Regions from separate parts of the Homo sapiens genome. Here regions 1 and 3 are each linked to region 2. A link is a contact called in ENCODE Hi-C or POLR2A ChIA-PET data. All regions are on one chromosome and are shown on one strand. Each heading gives the region's core, a stretch centred on a gene start or an enhancer-like site at or near the end of the contact. The rest is flanking DNA. Distances are from core to core; before and after follow the strand shown. Region 1 overlaps PODXL (podocalyxin like). Region 2 has its middle 79 kb from the start of LINC-PINT. Region 3 overlaps LINC-PINT (long intergenic non-protein coding RNA, p53 induced transcript).

The links. A loop is a pair of places that touch in the nucleus more often than their neighbours do. ChIA-PET counts read pairs that join two places held with the same protein, here RNA polymerase II (POLR2A). Pooled maps may share reads with other maps.
Region 1: a loop to region 2 is called in a pooled map, with 8 times the contacts of the local background. The contact joins two enhancer-like sites. A Hi-C loop is called at or near these places in 8 of 50 pooled maps. POLR2A ChIA-PET finds 5 or more read pairs at or near these places in 6 of 52 experiments (AG04450, BJ, K562 and 3 more).
Region 3: a pooled map shows a loop between it and region 2 (2.2-fold over the local background). The contact joins two enhancer-like sites. A Hi-C loop is called at or near these places in 1 of 168 maps with a recorded cell type or tissue (HCT116) and 3 of 50 pooled maps. POLR2A ChIA-PET finds 5 or more read pairs at or near these places in 6 of 52 experiments (AG04449, BJ, H1 and 2 more).

Annotation. Positions count from the first base shown.
Region 1 is chr7:131,501,230-131,504,344 of GRCh38, forward strand. It overlaps PODXL (podocalyxin like), which reads right to left. Exons shown (of 9, transcript NM_001018111.3): 9 at 1-3,115. The coding sequence ends at 3,082. Among named protein-coding and RNA genes, the nearest start is that of PODXL, 54 kb to the right of the region's middle. Within about 2 kb of position 1,727, at least 15 of the 41 ENCODE cell types and tissues checked have a DNase peak (open chromatin) inside an H3K27ac peak, as active enhancers do.
Region 2 is chr7:131,187,443-131,190,589 of GRCh38, forward strand. It overlaps a transcript of MKLN1 not described here. Among named protein-coding and RNA genes, the nearest start is that of LINC-PINT, 79 kb to the left of the region's middle. RefSeq lists enhancers at 661-1,161, 772-1,971, 966-1,175, 1,162-1,662, 1,276-1,345 and 1 more. Within about 2 kb of position 1,354, at least 15 of the 41 ENCODE cell types and tissues checked have a DNase peak (open chromatin) inside an H3K27ac peak, as active enhancers do; they include HCT116, where a contact is called at or near this core.
Region 3 is chr7:130,895,644-130,898,710 of GRCh38, forward strand. All of the region lies in intron 6 of LINC-PINT (long intergenic non-protein coding RNA, p53 induced transcript), which reads right to left. Among named protein-coding and RNA genes, the nearest start is that of LINC00513, 16 kb to the right of the region's middle. Within about 2 kb of position 1,493, at least 28 of the 41 ENCODE cell types and tissues checked have a DNase peak (open chromatin) inside an H3K27ac peak, as active enhancers do; they include HCT116, where a contact is called at or near this core.

The DNA.
Region 1 (3,115 bases), core at 477-2,976, 310 kb after region 2:
TACATTCCTGTCCAGAGAAAAAACTTGGCCATCACTCAGCTAACATAATGCTTTTTCAAAGTATGTTCACTTAAAGCAGTGCAGGGTAGGTTAACATGGTCACTGTATTTACATTATCAAAAAAATATGTGTATATGTATCAGTTTGAACTTGTTCTTCAAAGTTTCTCCAGTATATTGTCAAAAAAGATAAAGCTCAAGAAGTGGTTTAAATAAACTTTCTGCTAGCTTTCCTTATCAAGCGGGAAAAAAATCTGGTGCCTAGACTAGATTAAACCCGTATTCTGTCTTACAACGCAAAGAATATTCTGTACCTCCTTCATAAGCTTTGCTGCCTGTCTCCCCACTCTCATGACAGTAGGCTTCCTAGTCATCATACTTGTGGTTTCTGGCCTCCTGTGCAGCTTGGGGAAACCACAGTTTACCACTGAAAGAGCTGATGATAAACTGTCTTTGCTACAACCTGTTTAAGTCATGCTGAGCTTCTAGTGTTCCTCTTACCTCTTCCCAGACCCAATGCTCTCTGAATTATCAGAGAGCATTTAGAACCCAGTAAAGGTGGCAGAAGATGATGACCTTTATAGATGCATGGCTGTTTGGCCTGTTGACATAGGTGTCCTGGTGGCAAGAGCAAGGCAAGGTGTCAGATTCTGAAGCTGTCCTAAGCCTAGACTAACACAGTTTGGACGAATATAAAGCAGTAACCTCTGAATCAGCCCAGAGCCTCTCCGGGTTCTCCTTGGACAGAGCGATGGAGAGTCAGGAGAGTCAGGACCGACCTGGCCAGGCACTCCTGCTCTCTAGTCCTTGCCAGTCATCATCTGTCTCCAAGAGGCCATAGGGTTGCAGCCTTTGATTGATTTGCAGAGGCCTATTTGCTGTCTCCGTCAAAAGCCCTGGCTGGTGAAGTGTGACCCAGGATCAGCAAAGGAGGAATAATCCAGTCTGGCCTCTCCCACGGGACCACAACAGAAAACCTACTGGGTGGAGAGAACCCAGCGCTGGGCAAGAAGGAAGCAAACACCTCACTCAAGCCTAACAAGATTTCCTGTTTTCCCCCAAACAGGCACTGTTCTCCATCCTGCCCACCTCCAAACACTAGAGCATCGGGGCAGATGTTTTTGGAACTTGTTAGCCTCGCATCCCTCTAACTCCTGGGAAACTCGCTGGGGCCCTATGTGAACCCCTGGCCTTCCTTTTCCCCTAGGATATCAGATGGCTACAGACTGTGAGGAAGGAATTAGGCAGATGGTGCAGGACAGATCTTCCCCAGCCCCTCCCCCTACCCTTTTAAAAAGTAAGCCATCCCGAGTGGATAGCCTATTTCATCAGAGCTACTACAGCCGGAGCCTGACTCTTAAGACCCTGGAGGTGTGGCGTTTCACCCGAAAAATGGCAATTTCATTCCCCTAAGCAGTTCTGCCCATTTTCCTACTTGATCCCAGGGAATTTACGCCCAGAACGATGGAGACCATGGCGAAAGTTCAACATTCCACACAGGATTCCCCCTTCTCAATCAGATGAAACCTCACCATGCCCACTGCTTAGGAGCCTTCTACATGGCAGCTAACTGCCGAGCCCATAAAAGTCCTATATTGGGGAATAGACATAGCTTTGTGTTCCCCTGAGATGCCACCAGAAACTGCAAGAGAACCGCAGCAGCCCCACTAGGCTCACAGAGAAGAGGAACAGCAAGGCCTAGCTCCAGGCCAGGACAGTGGGACGTTCCCACAACAGTCTGTCCCCCAGGCTGCCCTTCATGCACCCAGCATGCACTGCGCTTTCCAGGCCCTCTTTTCCTGTGGCACAGGAGAATCAGAGTGAGTGAGATGAGCTAACTGGACGTCTGCCAACTGTCTGAGCTTTTGGCCTTTGGCAGTGGAGGGCTGGGTTAGAAAACAACTATAACAAAACTCTCAGCAACTTGAAATGTCCCTGAGTTTCCTATGATATACAGGGGAAAGCCTGTCCTTCCTGGCTGCTTTAATGGATTGTCTCTGAAGACACATCGCTGATGGGGGGCCCCGGGAAGGCCTCTCCTGCAGCCACTGCTCTTTCATACTGGGTCTCAGGGAATCACTCCCATCAGCTGAGCAGTGAACAACAAAAGGAACACGCTGCTCTCACTAGCTACAGCAGATTTTAGTCCCTGGTGGAAATGGAAGCCCAAAGAAGATCGTGGGTGGCCTCTGCAAGGAGTGCCAGGGGCAATGGGCCAGTGTTCCTGCTGACCCCTCATCAGCTGCCCTGAGATACCAGCCTGGACTCGAGTGTCCCCTTCTCTCCTCACCTGCACGCAGGTCCCCTAAGCAGACCTGGTTCACGCACGGAGACCTGTGTGGGTTAAGCCCCCATCTCACGAAGCAAATGTGAGAAAATCCGAATCCAGAACAAGGGGTTCAAGGTTATGAATAACCTGTGCTAATCCCAGAGGCCCCAGGACAGAGTAAGTGGGAACAAACACTGAGTGTAGGGAGGGGTAAGAACATAGAGGGTGGGAAGATGGGTACACGAGGCTGGGGTAGGAGAAGGAAAACTTGGGAGCTGGACTTTCAGGTCGTCAGATCCCACCGAGCCAGGATGTAGCCCTGCCCTCCTTTCCAGCCCAGCCACCTGCTGGAGTTTCACCCCTGCCCGGGACTGCTCTGGACGGAAGGCACATGTGAACACAGCAGTGTGGCATGGTGCAAATGGAATCTTTGTTCTCATCCTGGCTCTGTCACCAAGTGGCTCTGACCTTGGGCAAGTCACTTACCCTCTTCAGGTCTCGGCAATCTCACTGCAGAATGAAGGGATTCCACTAGTTCATCTATAAAGTCCCTTACGTGGCTTTTTCTTGATCTCCCTCATCATCCAGCAGCACTGAGCTCAGGCACTAGTGGGTTATTTTACAAGAGGAATCTGGACAGAATGTGATTTGTTCAGGTTGAAAAGGGAAAAATTAAGGCCCTGGGGGGATTGGGAGGGGACACCCCTCGGAGTTCACTCTCCCTCCCCAGTCTTTCCCTTCCCCATCCAAACGGCACTTGGGGTGGTTGGTCTGGAGCTCTGTGGTGCTGCTGGAGGCCACCGGCAGACCGGACTAGAGGTGTGTGTCTTCCTCCTCATCCAGGTCG
Region 2 (3,147 bases), core at 104-2,603:
GGCCTGAGGGCCAAATCTGATCCACCGCCTGTTTCTGTAATTAAGTTTTACTGGAATACAGCCATGCTCATTTGTATACAGGTTGTCTATGGCTGCTTTAGTGCTATAACAGCAGAGTTAGGTAGTTATGACAGAGACTATACAGCCTGCAAAGCTTAAAATATTTACTGGCTGGCCCTTTACAGAAAGTGTTTGCCAATCCTAGGCCAGGTGCGGTGACTCATGCCTGTAACCTCAGCACTTTGGGACGCTGAGATGGAAGGATCACTTGAGTCCAGGATTTCGAGACCAGAGTCCAGGAGTTTGAGGCCACTCTGACTGACATGGCGAAACCCCGTCTCTACTAAAGGTACACACAAAAAAACTAGCCAGGCATGGTGGCGCATGCCTGTAGTCCCAGCTACTTGGGAGGCTGAGGCAGGAAAATTGCTTGAACCCAGGAGGTGGAGGTTGCAGTGAGCTGAGATTGTGCCACTGTACCCCAGCCTGGGTGACAGAGTGAGACTCTGTCTCAAAAAAAAGAAAAAGAAAGTGAGTGTTTGCCAGTCCTCACTCTAGATTCTTCTCTTCTAATCTGATAAATAACAACCACCTAAATATTTAAAACAAGGTATTGGGTTGGTTCAGAGTCAATGTGGTAAACAATAGGTTATCGAATTTTAAAAATTCACCATTAAGGAGAGAGAAGATTGCACATACGTTACCCATAAAGTGTGTGATAAACATGAATAAATAAATAAACATAGTTTCTACGATTGGCTTTTGAATTTGGCTCTGAGCTTCCTAGCCATGGGGGGCGTTGGGGGGAAGAAGATAATTGATCACCTGTATTAGTTACCTGTTACTTCATAACAAACCATCTTAAAATTGCATGGCATATAACAGCTACCATTTACTATTTCTCGAGTCTGTGAATTGGCTGAGAGGTTCTGCTGATCTGGGCTGGGCCCAGCTGACCACAGTGGGCTTGCTCACACATTTGTGATCAGCTGGTATGTTCGCTTGGAGCTGGCTGGTCTAAAATGGCTTCAGCTGGAGTGGCTCATCTTGACTCCACAGGATGTCTCATCCTCCAGCCGGCTAGCCTGGACTTGTTCGCATAGCCCTGGCAGGTTTCAGAGGAGAGCCGAAGCACACACTTGAGGCTTAGGCTTGGAACTGGAACACCATTATTTCAATTACATTCTAGTGGCCAAAGCCAGCCAAAAGGCAGGCCCAGACTCAAGGAATGTAGAAACAGACTCCAGCTCTTGATGGGAGGAGCTGCAAAGTCACATTGCAAGGGGCAGGGAAACAGGAGGGACAGAATTGAGGCCATGTTTGAAATCACAAACAATCAATCATCATCTAAAACAGCGTGTATTCCAACCACAAAATTTTAAAAGTCATCTCTGTGGTCTAAAGCGGAAAGAACGAGTCATCATACATCAGTCTATTCAGCCCCACCCACAGATATGAATCATCAGTGTCTTCAGCTAAGAGGACCACTATCTTCTAGCTAATGACAAATACAGAGGAGGGGTGGAAAGAAGTCTGTTGGAAATGTGTACATATCACATGAGACCCAGACCCATATTCAAATACCACTTGATGAATTTCACCAGGGAATCAGACTCAGTTTTAATGGGTTAAAGGGATACGGAAAATCATTGTCACAGATGTAAGCAATAACTCAACTAAACATCAGCTTTTGAGGCTCAACCCTAAACAGACCTACAATATTCTGGCTGATTCCCATTTGCCTCCACTTTTATCATTGGGTGGTGGTAAAATTGGTCACTGTATTCAAAGATCATATCACTACCTATGGATATGGATGTGATTGAAATGACAGACAGGGGAGAATTTTTTTTAACTTACTAGCCATGTAATGATTTTTTAAAATTTATTGCTAGAAAATCTTCACTATTACCAAACTTGCCTCAATAAATGATGTTACGTATAAATAGCAACAGCGATGTCAGAAGACCTCCTTAGCATTTCTTTTCCTGGTATGATATGGCTGTCTGTAAGAAGAGAGTAAACATAGATAGCTCTTGCTTCTTACGGTATTTCAGAATCCCCCTAGAAGTTTTTTATATTAAAAAACAAACAAAAAAAAAAACACAAAACTCCCAAACCACCCAGACAAACCCACCCAGCCTAGGTATGAGAATGTTCTTTCAGGCCTAGAGCCAGTCAGGGTCCTTAGCTTTGTTTGCAAGATGCCAGTGCCTTTATACTCAGACTTCGTGGAGCTGCCACCATACTTCTGTAGTAATAGCAGTAGTGAGTGGGGAGGTACATGACAGAATTTAGAGAACTATTAGACGCCCGTTGACTCAGACATCAGGACCACCTGTGAATGGAAATATCTTTCAACTTAGATATAATAAAAAGGAACGGAGCTGTTGATGTTATTGAGGAGGTGGAAACAAAACCTTCAGGATGCTTGAAGATAACTGGTTTATAGGAGGGCTGGGGGCAATAGGGCTGTCTTAGGAAGAACAAATGATGCTTCCAAAATTTGAGTGCAGAAAATCAGAAGTTAACCTTGGGTGGGTCACAAGGTTAAATGTAATGAAGGCTAAGTGTGACAAGGTTAAATGACATAACATATATAAAATACCTGGTGGGTTACTTAGAAGAGTACACCTCAAAAATGTTGGTTCCCTCCATCTCTCTGGATCCCCCACCCCCTTAAGGATTTCTTAAAAAACGAAAAACCTGCCAGCCAGCTGCCACTGGAAAGATGTCAAGTAGGATAAGCTGCTGATAGGTGGTAACAACAAAATCCACATCCAGGTGGATGGAGCAGGGGGATGTCACCTCTCCTGCCCCTCCCCTAATTACAAGTTGGAGGCAGCATAAAGACATTCCTTCCTTCCTGCAGAGGAAGTATGTGTTTTCTCTCAGACCTACCTTGGCATTCCTTGATGTCTTAGAGAAGCAGATGACCCCGGCTGAGCAAGACAGTCAGCAGAACAGCAGCCCTCGATGCTGCAATTGGAAATTTCCATTCTTTGCTTGCAGCTCTGAAAAAAAAAAAAAAATCTAAAGAGCCCAGTAGCTGGGAAATTTCCATGATGGAAAATTTTAACATATTCTTTAGCTCTAAACTATGCAGGTTTATAGAGACTATTTTTTTTTCTTTTGGTAATTTTCTTC
Region 3 (3,067 bases), core at 243-2,742, 290 kb before region 2:
GGGGCCGACTGTAGGACTGCTCGGAATTGGGAGTTTGACAGGAGAGAGGCACTTTCACAGACATTATCTGGTTTGATCACCACCCCTTCTTGAGCCATATATTTGGCGATTAATTGTGCACTTGTGACATGTTCCTTTCTGCTGTCTGTTCCTTAATGCCCCCTGCTTTTTTGTCTTGTCCCCAGCTGGGCTATCTGTTCCTGGCGGCCACAGAACAATACCTTCTTTAATGGCTCCCACAGTGACCAGCACGTGCCTTAAACTCAGAGCAGGTCAATCAATCAAACTCCTTTTAACTGAAAGTTTAGGATGTGCTTTTGCCACACTCTCAAGTAAGTAAGTAAATTCATCAGCAAATACCAAGTCCTAAAATAATGAATGGTACTTAGGAAACACATAAAGAGTGGTAGAAAACTAGATGGGCTGGGGTCATCCTGTGGAGGCCCTGGACGGCCCGGCTAAAGCATTTGGAACTCCTCTGTAGAAGTGTTTTGATAAAGAAATGATGTGATTGAAGCTATGCTTAATAGAAGATGAATTTGGCAGTAGGATGGGCTGGAGGGAGACAGTCGCTGTGGTGGTAGAAAGAAGAGGTGAAGAAGTGTTGCCAAGCCAGGTGAGAGCGTTTGCTACCATCTGCACTAGCACGCAGCGCCGTTCCTCTAGGGCCCCTGGAGCTTAAGGTAGTTCTTTTCTCACATCTGTCGCACTTAGGAAGATCACATGGTGATGCTGGCTTTTATTCTCCCTCCCTTTCTTCCTTCTAATAATTAGCAAGCAACAGTTATCTGCCAGACACTGTGCTATTACACAAGGGGGAGAGAGATGAAAGGCAGTCTCTACTCTGATGCCTTGTGGGAGAGGAAGAAAAGTATCTGGTTAAAACGCAGCATATTGAATTCTCTGATATGCCCTCCCTCCCTCTCTCTCCCCCTGCTGGCCAGTCTGTCTTCCATTTCTTTCTTTTTCTTCCAAAAAAAGGATCTGAGGCATAATGAAGGAAGTCAGCTAGGAATGGGGAAGAAGGAAGCTAATCTAATGCGAGGAATCCCTGGAGGAGGTGGCACCTGAGATGACTTTCAGGTGAGCAGGTATCAGCCAGAGGAAACCAGGAGGAAGGGAGAAGAGACGTGCGCAGACACAGGCTGGGGCAGAGGAGTGGGCTTAGCGGCCTCCTGAGACATGAGCTGGAACCTGGAAAATGAGGAGCCATGAAAGAGCTTTAATGAGAGAAAGACAATGACATCTACGCTTTAGAAGGATCGGTCTGGAGACAGCAGAAGGGCTTATCGGAAGGTAGTGACTCTGTAGTCAAAGAGATAGCAAAGTACAGATTTGAGAGATGCCACAACAGACGCATTAAGCCCTGGAGCTGGAATGATATGCACACTGAGAGAGTGAGGGAGTGAGGTCCTTGCTGAAGACCTTTAAAATGAGTTTATTTCACCCAGAAGCTCCAGCAAGGGACACACTCACTGCCTTGTGCTGGCCACGAGGTGGCAGCCTCGCACAGCCATTTTAGCAGAAAATGCGTCCCATCCTCACCGGCGCTCACCACCACGTGGGCAGAGCCACTAAAAAAATTCCACCACGGGGACAGGAGCTCTCTGAGCTTGCCCCATAAACACGCTTTTCTCCCACAGAAAGCCTCCACAGAAGCAATGAAAAAGTCAGTTGATTTGGGGAGAGAAGCGTAAAAGCTCGTGCTCTTCAGAGAGCTCTGGGCTGTTTCAGGGTGGCGGCCGAGCCCTCTGACAACTGCGAAGAGACGGAGACAATACAGGCTGGGGATGAAGCGGTTCGATGAAGGGCATTACCCCCAACGAGAACCAACTGGAGAACCAACTCGTGGAGAGCTCGGGCCCCATGACTCAGTCTGACCCGACGCTGGCGAATGCTGCTGAGGACCCTGAAAACCTGCAGGGACCCTGTCCCAGGCCAGCGACAGCCACCCCTCAGGGCCCCTGGTCTCTGTCAGGCAATGCGGGTCATCTGAGGGAGGCTGGGCCACAGATTCCACGTGTAGCTGGGAGGGGTTGCTGCGTCTGGCGAGGCAAGGGCTGCTGTCTAAACTTCCAAGGGAATGGTGTGGGCACCCCAGGAGGAAGGGATGCCCTGACCCCGCTGCATAGTCGAGGGCATGGAGAACCCATCCGACTGTGGCCTTGTGGCCCATCCCCATTCTCTGACGGGCTCATTGTGATTTTCAGCCACTTGCTATTTGCCACTCAGAGGCAAAGCGGCTGCAAGAGGTAGGAGAAAGCAAGAGACTCCCTCACCTGGAATAGAGCATCCACCGCGATCCCAGAAAAGACAAATCCCGTTGCAGGCACTTCAATCCACACAGCAGTCCTGGGATGAGGGTCCTGTTACCATCCCCATTTCACAGATGAGGAAACTGAGGCACAAAGCATGAAGTAACTTGAACGTGCCCAGAGTCACACTGCTAGCAAGGAGCAGAGCTGGAGTTTAGGCCCAGGTGGCCTGACCTCAGAGCTTGTGCACTACCCGCTGCCTGGTACAGTCCACAGAGAGGGGGCCAGTGCCCGGCCCAGAACCACATGCCCTGGGGCTGGAGACAGGTCAGGGCAGCCGAAAGGTGGAGCGCCCTCTCCAGCACTTCTTCCTCACCCCCTGCGGCTTTCTCCTGTGCTCCGACTGCCACCACTTGCTTGGGCAGCCAAGCATGACAAACTGGCCAGCCACCAAGCAGGACTTTTCAGAGGAGGAGTAAAAACCCTTGTATGAACGTACACTCTTCTTGTCACACACAAACGCCCTTCCTTCCACCTTCAAAGGTGATTCTGAGACTGCCCGTTTTTATCTTTGCTTCAGTTGTGCTTGATTTACAGCCTCCTGAGGTGTTTTGTTTTGTTTTGTGTTTTGTCTCTGTCACCCAGGCTAGACTGCAGTGGCGCGATCTCAGCTCACTGCAACCTCTGCCTCCCGGGTTCAAGTGATTCTCCTGCCTCAGCCTCAGCCTCCCAAGTAGCTGGGATTACAGGCACCCGCCACCACACCTGGCTAACTTTTTTTGTATTTTCAGTAGAGACAGAGTTTCACCATG